3 separate regions of the Mus musculus genome follow, and all the other regions are linked to region 3. A link is a loop called in an ENCODE intact Hi-C map of the cell type or tissue named here. Cell type or tissue: gastrocnemius. All regions are shown on one strand. Links, peaks and the distances in the headings refer to the core of each region. The heading gives the core; the rest is flanking DNA. Region 1 overlaps Kndc1 (kinase non-catalytic C-lobe domain (KIND) containing 1). Region 2 has its middle 14 kb from the start of Msx3. Region 3 holds the start of Adam8 (a disintegrin and metallopeptidase domain 8).

Region 1 (5,730 bases), core at 547-5,546, 89 kb before region 3:
TTGGACATCTCTGTTAGGGTTGGTGTTGAATTCACTTACTGCAAAGTCAAATCAGATGGCTTCTCTGCCTCACCAATGACCTGTGGGAGGAACCAGAAAAGGGTATGCATGGCCACCACCCTTAAGAAACACCTCTGGGGGGGGGCGGAGAGATAGCTCAGTGGTTAAAAGCCCTTGCTGCTCTTGGAGAGCACCCAAGTTGGGTTCCCAGCATCCACATAGTGGTTCAAACCATCCTTAACTCGTTTCAAGGGATCCCATGCCAGCTGCTGTCCTCTGATTGAAAGAGTTTCTCTGTTTTATTTGAAATAGGGTCTGACTGCATTGTCCAAGTGTCTTAGTTAGGATTACGATTGCTATGATGAAACACCATAACCAAAGCAACTTGAGGAGGAAAAGATTTGTCTGACTTACACTTTCACGTCATGGTCCATCGCTGGAGGAAGTCGGGACAGGAAAGAACCTGGATGCAGGAGCTGATGCAGAGGCCATGGAGGGTGCTTCTTATTGGCTTGCTCTTTATGGCTTCCTCGGCCTGGTTCCTTATAGAACACAAACACACTGTCCCAGAGATGGCACCAGCTACGATGGGCTGGGGCCTCCCCCATCAATCACTAATTAAGAAACTGCCAAGAGCCAGATCTTATGGAAGCATTTTCTCAATGGCAGTTCCCTCTTCTCAGATAACTTCAGCTTGCGCCGAGTTCACTGACATTCTCTCTAGTCTTCACATCTAGTCCTTCAGAGAATCTGTTTTCCTTGGTGTTACTAGACTGTGGTTGACAAACCAAAGTTGTATAATTTCAGTGCATTAGGTGATATTCCAATACACACTGATGCTATAACGACTTCGATATACACTGATGTTGAATGCGGCATTTGATTTTATTTCACCCAGCATGAGTTAGAACTTGATCTTCCTCTGTGGCTGGATGGCCATTCCCCAGCTCTGTTTATTGGCTGCTGTCCTGCTGTCCGGCTGCTGTGCAACACAACAACCATCCATCAGGATCCCGGCAAAGGCCATCGGCTTTCAGATGTCCATCCCACTCTGGTCCATGGTCCCTCGCTCACCTTTAAGCTCCAACCCTATTCTCTTAACTCCCCACTTCCTGGCAAGCCCTGTGGCCTGGTGGAGAGCTTGCCTGCAGGGGCACTGACTTGCCAGTCTCTTCCCTGTAGCGAATGTAAAATCTGGTTACTGAGCTCCGTCAGCATGGTGACTAGAACGGCCTACATTATGAATTGGTCTGGGTAGAATTCATGTTATATTCTTCATCTCCAAGACATCTTTTGCTTATTGACTTTTAGTTCATCATCATATCCCTCCTCCTCCTCCTCCTCCTCCTCCTCCCCCCCTCCTCCTCCTCTTCCTTTTTTATCTTCTAGAAACAGGGTTGGCCTCAAACTCAATATGTAGCCAAACATGACCTTGGCTCCTGCCTCCATCTCGCAAGTGTCAGGATTACAAGCCTGCACCACCATGTCTGGTTTTTCCAGAGCTGAGGGTCTCTGTGTACTAGACAAGCACCATAGCTGTCTCGGCCCATTGTGATCTCTCTTGAAATCCCCTAGGGATAGTTTAAAGCCCTTACTGTTGGGGTCCTGGATATCTTTTATTACATTTACTCCTAAGAACTTATCAGGTCAGGGATGGTGGCACATGCCAACCTGGTCTACATAGTGAGTTCCAGGGTAACCAGAGCTACATAGTGAGCTCCTGTCTCAAAAGGAAAGAAATCGGGTTCTGAGTCCATCCAAAAATTGATGGTTTGGTTATGTTTTTACTTTCAGCTTTCTGTTTCTTTGTTAGCCTTAGTCGCTTTAATATCAAACCATCTTGCAGAATCTTGCTACTATTTCTAACAACTTAGAGGACCTTTTCATTTTTTTTTCCTCTTTCGCTGATCAAATCATCAACAGTGTTTCAATCTGTCTCCTCTGGGGACAAAGCTTATTTCTGTTCCAAACCTCAGTGAGTGTACCATCTAGTCAACAGCAGAAGTGCAACCTGCCTTGGAGGACTGCTTACCCTGACCTAACCATACGGACAGCACTGGCCTTGGCCATAAGAGTTCTTTTCTGAGCTTATCAAGGTTTACCAGGAACACATATTTCATATTATGAAATATTTCTTCTGTCCTCTGGAAATGATCATGCAATTTCCTTCACTGAGATGTTAATGTGTGCATTTTCATGTTCTACTGTTACCACCCTGCCCCACTTAGGAAAAGCTGGGCTAACCAAGTGTCATATCTCTTCTGGGCACTGTTGAATCTGACTAATGAGGACTTACCAGAGGTCTTCTAGGGTTTTCATGGGCAGCTGGTACATTTTACCCTATGAATGTTTCTAGCCAGTGCTGGTTTTGAGATTGCTCTGAGCTTGTCTGTTTGCTCTGTTTATACAAGAATGGGCTGATCTATGCCTTGAAAGTCTGGGAAGAGTCATTGAAAAGAACATCAGCTTCCTTTGTGAACAATTTCTCACTACCATCAATTTTTAATAGTTATAGAACCGTTCCTTTTTTTTTTTTTTAACTACAGCAGATGAAAACAGGACCTAACGGGCTTGGGGTGATGCCCTTTGCATCTCTGTGATGCCTGCAAATTTCCTGTTTCCATGTGCTGGCCCTTTCTTCTTTGCCTTCTCTTTTTTCCTCTGTCAGTCTAACCAGAGGCTGTTTATCTTATTATTTCTCTTAGAGCACCCTCTGCATTGTCTGGTCCTTGGGGGTATCTGTGTGCTCTCTGCAATGGGTTCTTATTGCTGATTCTATCTTTTCTTTTGGTGCTTGTTTCTTATTCTCTCTTTTCTTTTGTTTGCTTTGAGTTCGGCAGCTGATTCTTTTTTCACTTCAGGGGGAAACTTGGCTCATCCATCTTCATCTTCTTAGAGTCGGTATTTCCCGCTGTGAATCTCCCTCTGCATGTGAGCTTTGTCATACCATGCTGGCTTCTGGGTAATCTTGTTTTTTAGTTCAGTCTATGCGTTGTGCAGTTATGTGAATAGGTTGGGTTTTCCTTTTTATGGAGATGTATACACAGAAGGCACACATGTAACCAGTATACAGCCCTGTAATTTTTCAAAGGCTGGGGTTTCAGCGATCAGTATCCAAACGGAGCTATCACAATGAGAAGCTGGCACCACCGCCCCCAGGGTGGCTGTCCAACCACACAGAACAGAGATGTTGATATCATCCTGTTCTGCGGCTTCCTGTGGCTGGATTCAGCAGGGCTGGTGGAGGCTGGCTCCTCTGACCCGAGTTGTGAGAGCTGTCATGGGAGCGGAGTCACTGGAAAGTAGTCATTCCCTACAATTGTTTCCTATTTCTGAACACACTGGGACTTTCTAGTGCATCTTTGTCTTTTTTTTTTTTTTCCTTTGACTTTCTGACTCAGTCGGTCGGCTGGGCCCCTCCCCCACCCCCTGCATACCTGCTGGATACAGCAAGTGCAGGTTTCCTTCGTTCTGTGGACCCTTGTGTTCCTTGATCAGGTGCAGCCTCTTCCATGCAGCTCAGGCTCGCTCATCCATGTGTCTGGTTGTTTTATTCATTGTTTACTTATTTGCCCTTGTAGCCATGCAAGCCCTTCTGCCTCTGGGAACCCGTGACTGGGGCTCTTCCTGTAGAGGGCAGTATGTTCCCACCGTACAGATCAAGTAGCCACTGAGCACCAAAGGATCCTTTTGCTCCCCTGGGGCTGAGCCCTGTGCAGAGGGGGATTTCCTGTGGGTTGATTGCAGTGTGGTTATCCAAGGTGGAACAGGATGCTGGGGGTATATGTCAGAGAGGGGCCCCAGGTCCACGGTCTCCTTCAGTTCCCTGGACGATCTATGACCTTTCTGTGTTCTACACACACAGAGAGTTGGTTCTTCCTACCTTAGTCTTATTCTGGAGAGACTCTGGGTATACATGGGGAGTGTCCCCCATCCACTCTGGGAAATATGGCTCTAGTATAAGTCATGGTGCCCAGGGTCTTTGTTCTGTCCCAGATTGGCTTTACTCTGAAGGACTTTGCTGGAGCTTGCCAGAAGCCGTAAACAGTCCAGGTGATATAACATCAACAGGAGCCCAGGGTCAAAGTGTGTGTCCTGGAGCCTCACTCTGGCTCAAATACACCCTTTCTGGAATGTTCTAACACCAGCTCATCCACCCTGGACCCTCTGTGTTCCGTACACCATCTAGCCACACACACACACACACACACACACACACTCTCCTCTTCTGCTTCCAAGACTAACTCCCCCAACACATTTTCTAGAATCTCCTGGGCTTGAAGCCAGTCTTCTCAGAACTGAGTATGGTCAATGCCCTTGTCCAAAAATCCCCACAGGCTCACTAGTGTCCAAAAGTTAACAATGCCCCAGCCTCTGCGATGTCCCCTCCTCCACATACGCAGGTCCTTGTCGTGCCCTTGTCACTCTGATGGGCTCCTGTGGTAGCAGCCTTGATAGCCCAGTGCTGTCACCTATCATTTGCTTGAGACCACGGTCCTCACAGACGACCATGATGATGGGAGACTATGAGTTAGTGAGCATGGCAGAGAGGCAACAGGTCCATCAAGGGCTGCAGACCTCAGCTCGCAGGTAGACTTCAGGCTAGGGACCAAAGGATGAGTTTAAGGAAAACAAGGAGCTGCGTGATAAGGATAAGGAGGCTCACACTCAGCAAGCAGCAGCCAGCAGGTCTGCTGTCCCCTTTTCTCACTCTGATTCCTCTCACAGAAGATAAGGGGACAGACAACAGGGCTGGAAAAGGAGTGTTGGTCTGTGACAAGGGGCAGCCAGGATCCCAGCCCTAGCTAAGAATACAGCAGACAAAGACCTTAAGCATAGTGCACACAGCAGGGGCTAAATCCAGAACAGGCACAACACACACACACTCACATCCACACACCACACACACACACACACTCACATACACACCACACACACACACACACACACTCACATCCACACACCACACACCACACACACACACACACACACACACACACTCTCTCTCACATACACACCACACACACACACACTCACATCCACACACCACACACACACACACACACACACACACTCACATACACACCACACACACACACTCTCATTTAGCAGGGGCTAAATCACATTTAGCAGGGGCTAAATCCAGAACAGGCACACCACACACACACACACACACACTCACATCCACACACCACACACACACACACACACTCACATACACACCACACACACACTCTCACATACACACCACACACACACACACACTCACATCCACACACCACACACCACACACACACACACACTCTCTCTCACATACACACCACACACACACACACACACACTCACATACACACACCACACACACACACTCTCACATACACCACACACACACACTCACATACACACCACACACACACACATCCACACACCACACCACACACACACACACACACACACACACACACTCTCACATACACACCACACACACAGGACCTAGGCCTAAGAGAACAAAAGACTTCCGACATATGAAAACAGCCCAGCTCAAATGGGTTCCTTTGTATCCATAGTTTCAAGCTAGAAATATAATTTAAGTGTGCCACTTATAAGAGCAACAAAACCCACAGGAATCCCAGAGAGTAAGGCGGTGGATTTTTAAGAAGTAGGAAAAAAATCAAGTATTAAGTTAACACAATGAACATACATTGAGACATCCCACTGTGCCCCTTAAAT
Region 2 (5,730 bases), core at 426-5,425, 69 kb after region 3:
GACACACTCCTTTAGTCCCAGCACTTGCAGAGCAAGTTCCCGGACAGATAGGGCTACACAGAGAAACCCTGTCTCTTCCAGGAGGAGGAGGAGGGGGAAGGGGAAGAGAAAGAGAAGGAAGAGGAGGAGGAGGAGGGGTAGGGGGAAGAGGAAGAGAAGGGAGAGGGGGAGGAGGAAACTTGATGACTAAGGTCATAGCTTTTACTTTTAGGAATAGCCAACTTAAAAGTGTTTGGATGAGAGCTAAATGAAAGGTCATCCCATTGATGCCGGTACTGTCCTGGCCAGTCCATGAAGCCTGGCCAAAGGGAAAGGGGATTGTGTGGCCAAGTATGACCCATCTACTCTGTACAGAGGCCTCAGGGCAAGTTCCAGTACTTCAAGAACAGTACAAAATGAGGGCAGTCTCACAAGGAAGAAACAGCAGGGTGAAGACCTCCCTCAAAAGTTGTTTGGCAACAATAATAAAAGCAGGCAAGATGTTTGGTGTGGTCAAGGATTACCTGAGATGGAGAGATTCCAGCAGACTCACATGTTACAAGTGCCTGGGGATAGATAAAGCCAGTGATCGGAGAGCAATGGACGGTGAAGGAAAGGAAGCGTTTGTCCTGAAGTGGATGATGGAGGCATGAAGCTGTGGACTGCTATGGCAGACGCCTAGTGGAGTTGGGTTATAGTAACTTTATGGCCCCTGGTCTGGCCCAAAATACTACCTCAAATCTTTGCAACTGAAAACACTGGTCCTTTAGAACTGGCCTGCTTGGAGGGCTAGACCCAGGGCTGCTCAGCAAGATGGATCAGGGTCTTCCAGGTTGGTTCTACCAGGGTATGTGAGGCCCGGGGTGAAGGGGAGGGAGCGCCTAGGATACAGGACGCCTGCACCAGAGCCCTCCGGGCTCGCGAGTGCCTGTCTCTTTGTCATGCACATGAGGGCTCCGCGGCTGAGAAAGGGTCCCCTTCACTGCTGAGACACACGGAGGGCACTTTTCTTCCTCAGTCTTCGGCTTGGCACATGCCTGCTGCTTCCAAGTGGCCTCTCATTCAAAGGGCCCGGCCCCCATTCTTTGTCCCCCTAGGTGCCCGGCCCGCGGCCCCTGGCAGCTGCTGCGCGTTCAGAGGCTCTATAGAGCGGGCTCTGCAGGTGAGCTGCCGGTCAAAGGAGCTTTCAGGCGTCACCAGGGAGCGGACTTCGAGCGTGTCACCACTCGCGGCGCTGGCACAATGGCAGCGCCACTCAATGGCTACCGCCCCGCCCCTCACGCGCGTGCTTGAGGGCCGAGTTGCAGATCGAGAGGAACGCGCCAGCCGGCCCAGTCTCTCCGCCTCTCCTACTTATTCCCCCACCCCATCTCCCTTCCCTTCTCCTCCCCTTTACCCCTTCATTTCCCTTGATGGCCTCCCATTCATCCTCCCTCCTCCGCCTCTTCTCTTTTCTCCCTCCCTCTTCTACCCCCTAATTGCCCCTTGGAGGCGGCACCCTCCGGGTCCCGCCCCGCTCGGCACTACAGTTGTTTCACCTCCTTTTCTCCCAATCCTTTCAACTTGGTTGAGTTCAACCGAATTGAGTTCAGCTGGGTTAGTAGCTATGCCCGGCCGATGGCTAGAGGGGCGGTGTCCCCTCAAGGCTAGGGAAATTCTGTAGCCCAGCAGTGACCCGAGACCGTGCTGCCCTCACAGTCTTTAGGATGTAACTAACGAGAAGAGCAAGGTCCTAAGGGGATCTAAGGCGTTGAGGGTTGTGTTGGGAATCCTTAGGGGCGGGAGCCCATAAGTCCGGCCCTAAGAGTGGAGGGGGTGGTTTCAGAAGGGACCCTTGGGGTCAGAGACTCTTTTCCAGCTGGTCCTGGGGCAGTTGGGTTAGAGGATACCCCACTTCCTTTTATCCTCTGCTCCACCTGAGTGCCTTCCAAGAGGGCAAAAACTTATGCACAGTACATAAACCCCAGGAGGTCCTATGTGTGGAACAGAGTGTGGCAGGCAGACAGTGTTTAACAAGCATTTGTCAAAGTTGCTGTGGACAGTACAGACTCAGTGCATGCTAGCCTGGACGACTTGCTGACTGCTCAGGCTTTTAGGAAAACAATGGACAGAGAGGGCCAGAAAGGCACAACACTAATCATTACCAGTGTCCCCAGTGTCCGGATGCCTATGTACCTAGGGCTGGGCGGGGACCACGCAGGCATGGGATGTCTGTCCCGTGTAGGCAGCCAGTCCTGCCAACTCTTCTCCCTGTTCAGGAGTGCGCTATACTTGGCAGTTTCCTTGTTATCCCAGCTTCTTTCTCAGGACACCCCCAAGTCCTTACCTTTGGACTTGTCCCTGGGCCCATGAGGACCAGTTCCTCTAGAAACCTCTCCAGCTCCACCTCCAGGCGACAGTGGGTAGGCGCTGGGAGCGCAGCCGGAGGGCTGTGATGCTCAGTAATTAGGATGGCACATGAGATTCGCCTTTCGAATATGCTTGATGTACTCACACAAACATTCCTTATAATAGCAAGCTATTGTAAAGGTCTCAATAATATGTAAACAACATCTCACCGAGGTGGGAGGAGTGGGCCCCACTCAACTTGTACCTTCAAGTGGGTGTGCCACATTCTCTGAGGAGAGCAGGGTAATCTGCTAATAGGAGTCGGGGTTGGTAAGGGCCTCCCAAGCACAGCCTTTGCTCTGGCTCTGCCTTTCGTTGACGTCTGAGTGTCCAAGACTAGCCTTTGGATAAAGATACACGTGAGACCAGAATGGTGAACACCAACCTCTCTATTCTGTATAAGCCTGTGTTCCTGTCATGAGATGACTCCTAGACTCTGCCATAGGCTCTTGCCTTGTCTGTTGCAGCCCCTATGCATTGAGGGTCTGCACAGAGATGGCCACAGCTATCCTTTTTCATCCTTTGGGGGAAAAAAGACGGCGTTTGGGTAGGCCTGAGTTTGTTCTTAGCTGAGTACTCCCACTGGGTGAGACAGGTCAGGTTTTCTCACACAGAAGCAAGCCTGTGTCCTTTTCAGTGTTGTCACTCACTACCCATGATCCCTCACTTCTCAAGTTCCAGTCCCGCAATTGAGACCTCAGTTGAATGAGGTCTTACTTACTGAAAGTCTGGCCGCAGCGCCACCTCCTGGAAGTAAACTAAATTGCACTTCTTCAGCAGAGTGCTTCTGCCTGTGCTGTCGGTGGGATGTGTCTGAATACATTTGTTTTGCCTGTGTATGTGTGTGTGTGTGTGTGTGTGTGTGTGTGTGTGTGTGTGTGTGTGTGTGTGTGTCCGTGTCTGTGTGCTTATAATTAAACCTGTAGCCTCATACAAGAGGCTCAACCCAAGTTTGAATTATGTGTTTTTGAGGGTGCAGACAATATACTATTCACGCAAAGCTTAACTTTCTGGTAGGCACCTCTGCAGGGGAGCTGTGGGAAGAAGGAGGGTTGAATGTTCCTCTAGCTCCTGCTAGAGTCATTACAGATGCACTTGACGCTGACCCCCAACCTCCACCAAGGCAGGACTTAATCTTTTTAACCTCTTTATTTTATGTGTATGGTGTTTTGTCTCCATCTATGTCTATGCAACATGTGCATGCCTAATACCAGATGGGAGCATGAGATCCCCCGAGACTGGAGCCACGGGTGGTGGTGAACTGCCAGCTGAGTCCTGGGAATTGAACTCTGTTCCTCAGGAAGATCAGCAGGCAGAGTTCTTAACCACTGAGCTTGCTCTCCAGCCCCCTTCAAGGAAGGAACTTGGATGTAAGTGGTAGACACAAAGGCCTCTCCCCTGGACCTCCATTTTTCACACCTCTTCAAGAACAGCTGATGGGTGATCTCCAAAGACAGGCGAATGCTGTTTTATGGCATTGACACCAGGCAAGCCCTTTACCACTGGAGTGGACCCCTAACCCAATGATCAGCCAAATCTGAAGTGCCACACTGGGCAGATATTCTCAGTACACATCAGGCTGCAACTTGTGTTGTGATCCTGCTGGGAGCAGGTGAGGGGCCTCAATGGCATCAGCAACTTGGGGCTAAGACTACATAGGGAGGCTCTCCCTTAAGAGGACAGCATCAGACAAGGTGTGAGGAGCAAAAGGAGAGGAGGACTATGCATTAGGCGACAGCTTTGGCCTGGCCTGTTCTTGTGGGTAATAAACTGAGCTCCTGTAACTTAAGGGCTGGGGTTCCTGGCCGAGACTGATGATGGTGGGCACTGGTGCTCCCCATAAGTCAGGTTGAGACTTTCCAGGGACTCTAGCCCCTGGTCTCTGAGATGTCCAAAGCAAATTCTCAGTCCAAATACCTACCTAGAGGGACCTCCAAGGAGCTATGAGGTGTCTAACAACTTCACAGACTTCTAGGGCATATGGGACTCCATTGGGCTCGTCCTGATCCTCAGACCTGCCTCCCTTTCCAGCAACCATAGCTTTGGCAAGGACCAGAGAGACCAAATACTTGAGTGTCGGCCCCTCCGGAGAGCTGGCCTTTCACACACACCAGGGCCAGAGCCAGGGGCAGCATAATGGGCACCCAGGATATTGAGGGGTAGATCCCATACTATGTGGGAAGTGCCTGCCCTGGCCACAGTTCTGCTGCAGAGTACAGGAGTTCCATGGTGTTCTGGAACTCTCTGATCTCAGGCTCTGCACCAGGATACGTGGGGCTTGAGGAAAGAGGCGTGACTGCCTCTGTGCTGCATACATAAACACAGGCACACGCTAACATATGTGCACACAGGGAGGCACATGCCTGCAAGAACATACATACATGGACTCACATGCAGACATGCACACACGTGCCTCTGTATCTCCTCTGGGCAGTCAGGGACTACAATAACATTCCTGTCCCTGCGGCCAAAGCCTCGTAGCCAGGAGACGGGACAGACAAAAAGGACACAACAAAGGTCTGTCACTTCAAAGGACCAAGATTTTTTTAAAGTCATAATACAACACATTTGTATGCACAATAAAGGGGAAATATGTAAAACAAGCCATTTTACGCAGTCACTGATCTTCTATTTGGGCTGTGAGAAGCTCTAGGAGTCACCGTCTCTTTCTGTTGGTGACAAGGACAGCAATGTGCTCTGTCTCTGTAGCCAGAAGCCCTATCCAGCATTTCCTCTACTCCAGCTAACACCTTTTCCCCAGGGCTGTGTACTGCAGGTCTGCATCTCCCAAAGCTTGGACTCATGGATCCACTGCACGGCCCTGGACCACCCATGTGATTGTGGGTGCACCATACTGGAGCATGTGGGAAGGATGTTGAGGAGGGGGCATGGGCTTCTCAGATCCACCCCGCACCCAGTCCTAGAAGCCTCATCACACCAAGCCTGTGGAAAGTATCTCTTGCTGCTGGGCTTTCGGACTCTGGGGTGCTGGGACGGATGAATATACATCACCAGGCTACTGGCCACCAGGTTCTCCTGCACGGTCAAGGCAGCCATGCTCTACCATTCCACTGAGCTGGTCAGGTAGGTGCCAAGGCCTCCTCAGTGGTTTCTTGCTTGTCCAGTGAATAGATTTTTCATGAGACAGAAAGGAAGGTACTCTAGGCTCAGGCTACTGTGTTGTGACAACACTCTCATTATTAGACTACAGACCTGACTCCTGGTAGAGTGATCTAAGCCCAACAGACAGGATTCATGATCTTATTGAATATCCCAGCACCCCTCATCCATAGGACTTCCAAGCTCCGAACCTGGCTGGACCTTGTTCAGCCCCTATGATTAACTGATTCTCCCCATGGATGA
Region 3 (5,730 bases), core at 513-5,512:
GGCTCTGCGGGAGCGGGATGCAGCTAGGCGCCGAGGCCAAACCACTTCATACTGTTTCACATGGGGCAAAGGAGGTCCAGGGGCTACTGCTTCAGGAGAAAGGGGGGTCAGAGGTCCAGCAGTGTCTAGCCAGAGTTAGCTCTTTTATCTGGGTATTCACCACAAGGCTCAGTGCCAGCAATGGGATCTGACCCCATGGCCCAGATAAGAGCTTTGTGCCTAAACCACCAGCTCCATCACACCAGAGTCAAGCTGTCTGAGCCCAGCACACCTGGGCACAGTGCCCCCAGAAGAACCTCATCCACTCACCCCACCCTTCCCCAGTGCCTGTTTGAACCTACACAGGCAGAACACATGTAGGCCCTATGGTCTGCCTGCCAGACATCTAGAGTTGACCTTAGCTACATGATCGTAGCTAACTGATGAACACACACCCTCCCTCAGGCTTTTCTCTCCCACCGGAAAACTTCCTGCTCAACAACTGATGGGGGACTGGTTTAGAGAGCACCTATCTGTAGGCAGGTCCAGTTTTAGAGACCACCTGCTGATCTCTTGCATAGGCAAGGGGCACAGCCACTTAACCCCAGGGTTGAGAGGTAAGAGAAGAGACCACTCCAGCCAGGGTCCTCCCAGGACAGGAAAACCAAGCCTCCCAGTGGGAGGCAGGATCCCATGCTGCTAGAGAACTGGGACCATCGTGCCTCTAGCTTCTGTCCCCGCCTAGCTAGAGTTATGCATCCCCCAGGATCCCAAAGGTGAACCTTGCTGCCTGGGACTCCTACAGCAGCAAGGGAAGCTGTCCTGTAAGTGCCACGCCTAGTGATGTCACTACTGTTCCTGTAACTAGCTCAATGAAAAAAGAAAAATCCCAGGAAACAATTTCTCTCACATTTCACTTTTGAAAAAAAAAAAAAATCTCAATTCTGACTTTTTCTGTTCCTACCTACTTTCTCCATACCCAGGGACCAGACCAACTCCAGGGAGGCAAGGTGAGCTGATCATGGTACATGGCCACTAGGCACACCACCAAGCAATGAATAGGCTCCTTGAAATCAAGTAGTCATCACTCACCTGGTGTCCATAAGACGCTGAGCAGCCAGAGGCCAAGCATGATGGGATCTGGAGCACACTAACCCTAGAGGTTCCACAAAGTACTCTCTTCATCACTGGCCTGGTACTTCTTTCTGAGTGCCCTTCCCACTGATCGGAACTGGCCAATCACTGGACCGCGGGGCGGAGCAAGGCGGGGCAAGAAGTACACACCTCTATACCAACACCCAGTTGGCAGCAACCAGCCTCCAGGGCAGTCTGGAGTTACAGAGGCCCCTCCGAAGTAACTTCTAGGTAGCTCCTATTGATCTCCCATGATTTTGGACAAAATTCATGGGAGATGGAGATGGTAAACAGACCAATTTGAGCAACTCTGCAGTTCTACAAGCTCCCAGTCCTGGTGGGGAGATTGTGGGATTGCCTCCCATGGCAGAGCTTTGGGAGTGCTAACTGGGTGGAGTCTAGCTGGAGGAAGATGACTTTTGGAGGGGAAGTGACTTATGAGCCTGAAATTTCAGAAGGGGACCCTTTGACTTTCTGGGCACTTGAAAGATGCAGACAGGGGCAAGAAAGGCAGTGTGGGCCCAGGACCAACTTGTGGGAGCTGACATTCCCAAAGCTCCTGCCCGGCTCCACGAGGCTTCTGAGGCCTCACTGGAGAGGCATATGCAGGGAGGAACCTGACTGATCCTTTTTTTTTTTTTTAAGATTTATTTATTTATTATATGTAAGTACACTGTTGCTGTCTTCAGACACTCCAGAAGACAGCATCAGATCTCATTACAGATGGTTGTGAGCCACCATGTGGTTGCTGGGATTTGAACTTGGGACCTTCGGAAGAGCAGTCGGCGTGCTTAACCACTGAGCCATCTCGCCAGCCCCCTGACTGATCCTTTGAGGTCCTACCTAACCTGTTAGGGGGTCCCGAGGCACCAGGCTCCTTTCCTGGATTCTGTCTTTCATGTCCTCAGGGTAGAGCTGACTCAGAGCCAGAGCTCTCAGCACCCCTACCATGGCCTGGCTTCCAGCTTCTCCAGGTGGGTCTGTTACTGTGGGAACCCAGGGCACTTGGGAATGTAGTCACGCCTGTTTATTATTTGTGGCACTGTTCGCTATACATCCTTGTGGGCACAGCTGTGGTCAGACCTCACAGACTTTACAGTTCTACCCCACAAGGGATAAGTAACCCAAGAGGAAAGGGAGACACCCAAACTACCAACAGAGCCTGACAGCTCGACCATAATGGGAAACTACAGGGTTGGGTTGGAGTCTTAGATCGTACCTAAGAATTTAAGCTGGGGCACACATGCTACTGTCACTCTTCTACCCTTGTGGATAAGGTCAGAAATGTAGCAATGGCTTAGGAATCTCAGCAGCAACCCGCTGCCTGAGGCATCAGCACAGTGTTCACTGCGAGGCTGTAATAGGTAGGCAGCAGCCAGAGCTCTCGGGTAAGGCTGACTTCCACATACACAGGATCTTAAATACTCTTACACTGCAAGTTAGGTGACAGCGAAAGTTCAAGGAAATGTGTTCTTAGTCAAATCAAAGGCAAAATCAAAACCTGTTGCCAGTAGCAACCATTGTCTTGTAAGTCCAACTGCCCATAGTGAAGATGGAGGAACAGTGTATAATCAAAAATTGGGACCAAGTAGGGCGAATTTTGTCTCACACTGGCAGAAATACATTGGAAATGATGGGTACACACTCCATCAGGAAAGACAGACTCAACTTACTCCTAACTTCACCCAGCAGGTATTTTTGAGGGTTTGGAGCTGCACCCCACACAAACCTGGGAGCTGCAGGTCATCGTCCAGGGACATGGCTTTCTGGGCTCCTGGAGACAGGCAGGTAAGCTCCTCTGCTCGGTGTAGCATTCATTCTAACAATGCTGGGTTGTCAGATAGATGTTTACTAAGGCAAGCCTGGACATGCTGCAGACCAGAAGAAACTGTGTGGTTGAAGAACCAAGCACCCCAGGAAAGGGGCTGGGGGCTCTACTTAGCGAGCCAGTCCTGACCAGGCACCCACCATATACATCTACATAGAGCCAATAGCCAAGGGCTGCCTCTACTTGTCATTCCTCCAAACACTTCCTCACTCCCCAGACCCTCCTAGGGCAGGTGTTTAAAACTGGATTCTGTAAAGGACACGTGTATTTATATAGTTTAGCTAGACTAGACCACCCTGGAGCAAGGGTGTATCATGTCAAGGGTAGACATATTGCCCACTCCAGGACTGAAGCAGAAAGCCACTCTGACAAGGTAGCTACAACAAAGCTTGTTAGCCACTTTGCTAAGTAATTTCCAAAAAGCAAGGCCAGTTATCAAACAAAGGGCAGCCAGACCCCAGTTCTGGCAAGAACAGCTTTTGGCTTGAAGCCTAGCCTGTCTTCAAGGATATTCCTCAGAGGGTAAACCTTAAGGGTTCTTGGTGAAGCTCTAGGGAATACATTGGTTGAGTGAGGGTATTTTCAGTTAGGAACAATGCTGCCCCCTAGTGGTGCACACAAAGGCAACCTCTAAATAGGTACAGTTCCCACCCCCAGGCTCTACATGGCTTTTTCCAATTATATTGCTCCTCGCACAAATACTTTGTCTTTGAGGCAAAAAGGATCCCCCACGCCCCCACATGTACCACAAACACACGCACACTCTCACTAGGTTTTAAAGGCAAACAGTTAAGTCACACACACACAGGACTTTAAAGTCAAACAGTTATGTCTGGGGAGACCTTCCTGTGGTTCAGGCAGCTTGCATGTTTATTCTTGTTGTTGAGTTCAGTACATACTGTGTGTGTGCCCGTGTTTGTGCATGTGGAGCTGAGAGACTGACACTAGACTATTTCCTGACTCCCCACCTCCTTTTTAATTTATTGGTTTATTTTGAGATAGCTCTCTCCCTGAACATGGAGCTCATGATTCATCTAGACTGGTTGGCCAGCAAGCCCTAGGAACCCACCTACCTGTACCCCCAGCACTGGGAATAGAGAAGTGTCCCACTACACCCAGCATTTAATATAAGTGTTGTGCTGGCTAGACTTATGTCAATTTCATACATGCCGGAGTCATTTTAGAAGAGGAACCCCAACTGAGAAAATGTCCCATGAGATTGTCCTGTGGTGCATTTCCTTGATTGATGCTTGGTATGGGAGGGACCAGCTCGCTGTGGGTGGTGGTGCTTCCCAGCTGGTCCTGATCCTGGGTATGATGGGAAAGCAGGCTGAGTAAGCCACGGTAGAGCCAGTAAGCAGCACTTCTCCATGGCCTCTGGATCAGTTCCCGTCTCTAGGTTTCTGCTCTGATTTTCCTGGTTGATGAACTAGACTGACTACAAGGTGTAAGTTGAAACAAACCCCATCTTCTCCATTTTGCTTATGTTTATGTTGTTTCATCATAGCAACAGAAGCCCTAACTAAGATCTGAATTTAGGTCTTCATATTTGCACAGAAAACATTTTACTGACTAAGCCATCTCTCTAGCCCTCTGAAAAGCTTCTAAAAGGAAGTCTAACATCTTGAAAAAGGAAATCATTGAGCCAAGACAGAAACTCAAACCATATTTAAGCAGTAATAATGCACAACAGCCATGTTCCAGAAATAATGATATTTAACAAGTGAGCTCATTGCGCAGGAATGGCCACCCTGGGTGCTGGTGCTGAGGGTCCCCGTGGGACAGGCACTTGGGGGGCAGCCTTCTGACTCCTTTCTGCAGACAGACGTTCCAGGCGTTCAGCATAGAAACCATTGAAATCTAGTCTTTAGAGGAGGAAAATGGGTGTCAGAAAAACTCCAGGCAGAAGCTAGCCCAAGCTGAGAAAATACACAGGATCTGCCATGGTTATCCATGTGCCAACCCACGTCTCCCAATCATGTGACAGGTTCAACCAGGGCCTCTTCCAGGCAGAGGGAGGGGCATGCTCCACCTGCCAGTGCATGGATACATGAGCAGGTCTCGATCCCTGTGGGCCTTATTGTGTGCCATTGGTCAGGGTTCTCATTACCCAGCATCTCCTGGCAATGGGAGTCTGAGGGTGCCCAGGCTTGGGAAGCCTGGCTGTGATTTTCTGTGCTAGAGACCTCAGAAGTGAGAGCATCTCAGAGTAGCACAGGACACCAGATGGTCCCAATGTACAAACTAGTACTTTTCAAAGAACAATTCAGGAATGGTATCTCATTCCTGGATGAAGCCAGAGCTCCTTCCTATCCCAGTGCTAAGCAAACAGCCGCTCAACCAGAGGGGTCACAGCTGGCCCCTCCCTTCCACAGCCTTTGCCCAGATGTGGGCGCCTGATGCTGGAGCCAATGGGGAGCAGTGGTAGTGGTGAGAGCAGATGGCAGGGCTGGGCTTTAGAATCAGGAAGTGTTACTTACCTGGAGATGACACTGGCCATGCCATGTTCGCAGTCACTGGTGCTGTAGACACTTAGTCGGGCCAGCAAATCAAGAAGATGGGCAGAGAAGTTTTTGTCAAAGTTGTTGATGGTGGCCTCGAAACCAGAGGCCAGCTGAGGAGCATCCACATGCTCAGACAGATGCTGAAAACAGAGCCCAGGGAGCTCAGGATTGGTTACCGGGGAGCTGCACGCATGCTCTTCCCTTCTTGGTATTTTAGGTTTTTAATTTTGAGACAGACTGTTGCTACCATACTTCAGGCTGCCTTGTGATTCTCCTGCCACAGCC

What was found. Peaks named below come from ENCODE experiments on the same cell type or tissue, not always from the same donor. Only the 100,000 strongest peaks of a DNase experiment are listed, where the experiment ranks them.
Region 1: it touches region 3 in a loop (2.7-fold over the local background); 24 of 42 quality-filtered maps call a loop at or near these places.
Region 2: it touches region 3 in a loop (2.0-fold over the local background); 2 of 42 quality-filtered maps call a loop at or near these places.

What each region holds. Positions count from the first base shown.
Region 1 is chr7:139,902,265-139,907,994 of GRCm38, forward strand. The region is part of intron 3 of Kndc1 (kinase non-catalytic C-lobe domain (KIND) containing 1); the gene reads left to right. Among named protein-coding and RNA genes, the nearest start is that of Kndc1, 10 kb to the left of the region's middle. In gastrocnemius, for the core only: a CTCF peak has its summit at 3,636 (motif pointing right); a DNase peak (open chromatin) is centred at 3,648.
Region 2 is chr7:140,060,190-140,065,919 of GRCm38, forward strand. No RefSeq gene overlaps it. Among named protein-coding and RNA genes, the nearest start is that of Msx3, 14 kb to the left of the region's middle. In gastrocnemius, for the core only: CTCF peaks have their summits at 2,379 (motif pointing left) and 3,113 (motif pointing left); DNase peaks (open chromatin) are centred at 1,186, 2,372 and 3,113; H3K4me3 peaks cover 723 bases.
Region 3 is chr7:139,991,361-139,997,090 of GRCm38, forward strand. It overlaps Adam8 (a disintegrin and metallopeptidase domain 8), which reads right to left and starts at 1,202. Exons shown (of 24, transcript NM_001291066.2): 1 at 1,072-1,202; 2 at 1-86. The coding sequence starts at 1,111. Tubgcp2 (tubulin, gamma complex associated protein 2) reads right to left here. Exons shown (of 18, transcript NM_001286007.1): 17 at 5,422-5,585; 18 at 4,595-4,806. The coding sequence ends at 4,671. In gastrocnemius, for the core only: a CTCF peak has its summit at 3,554 (motif pointing left); DNase peaks (open chromatin) are centred at 1,167 and 3,517.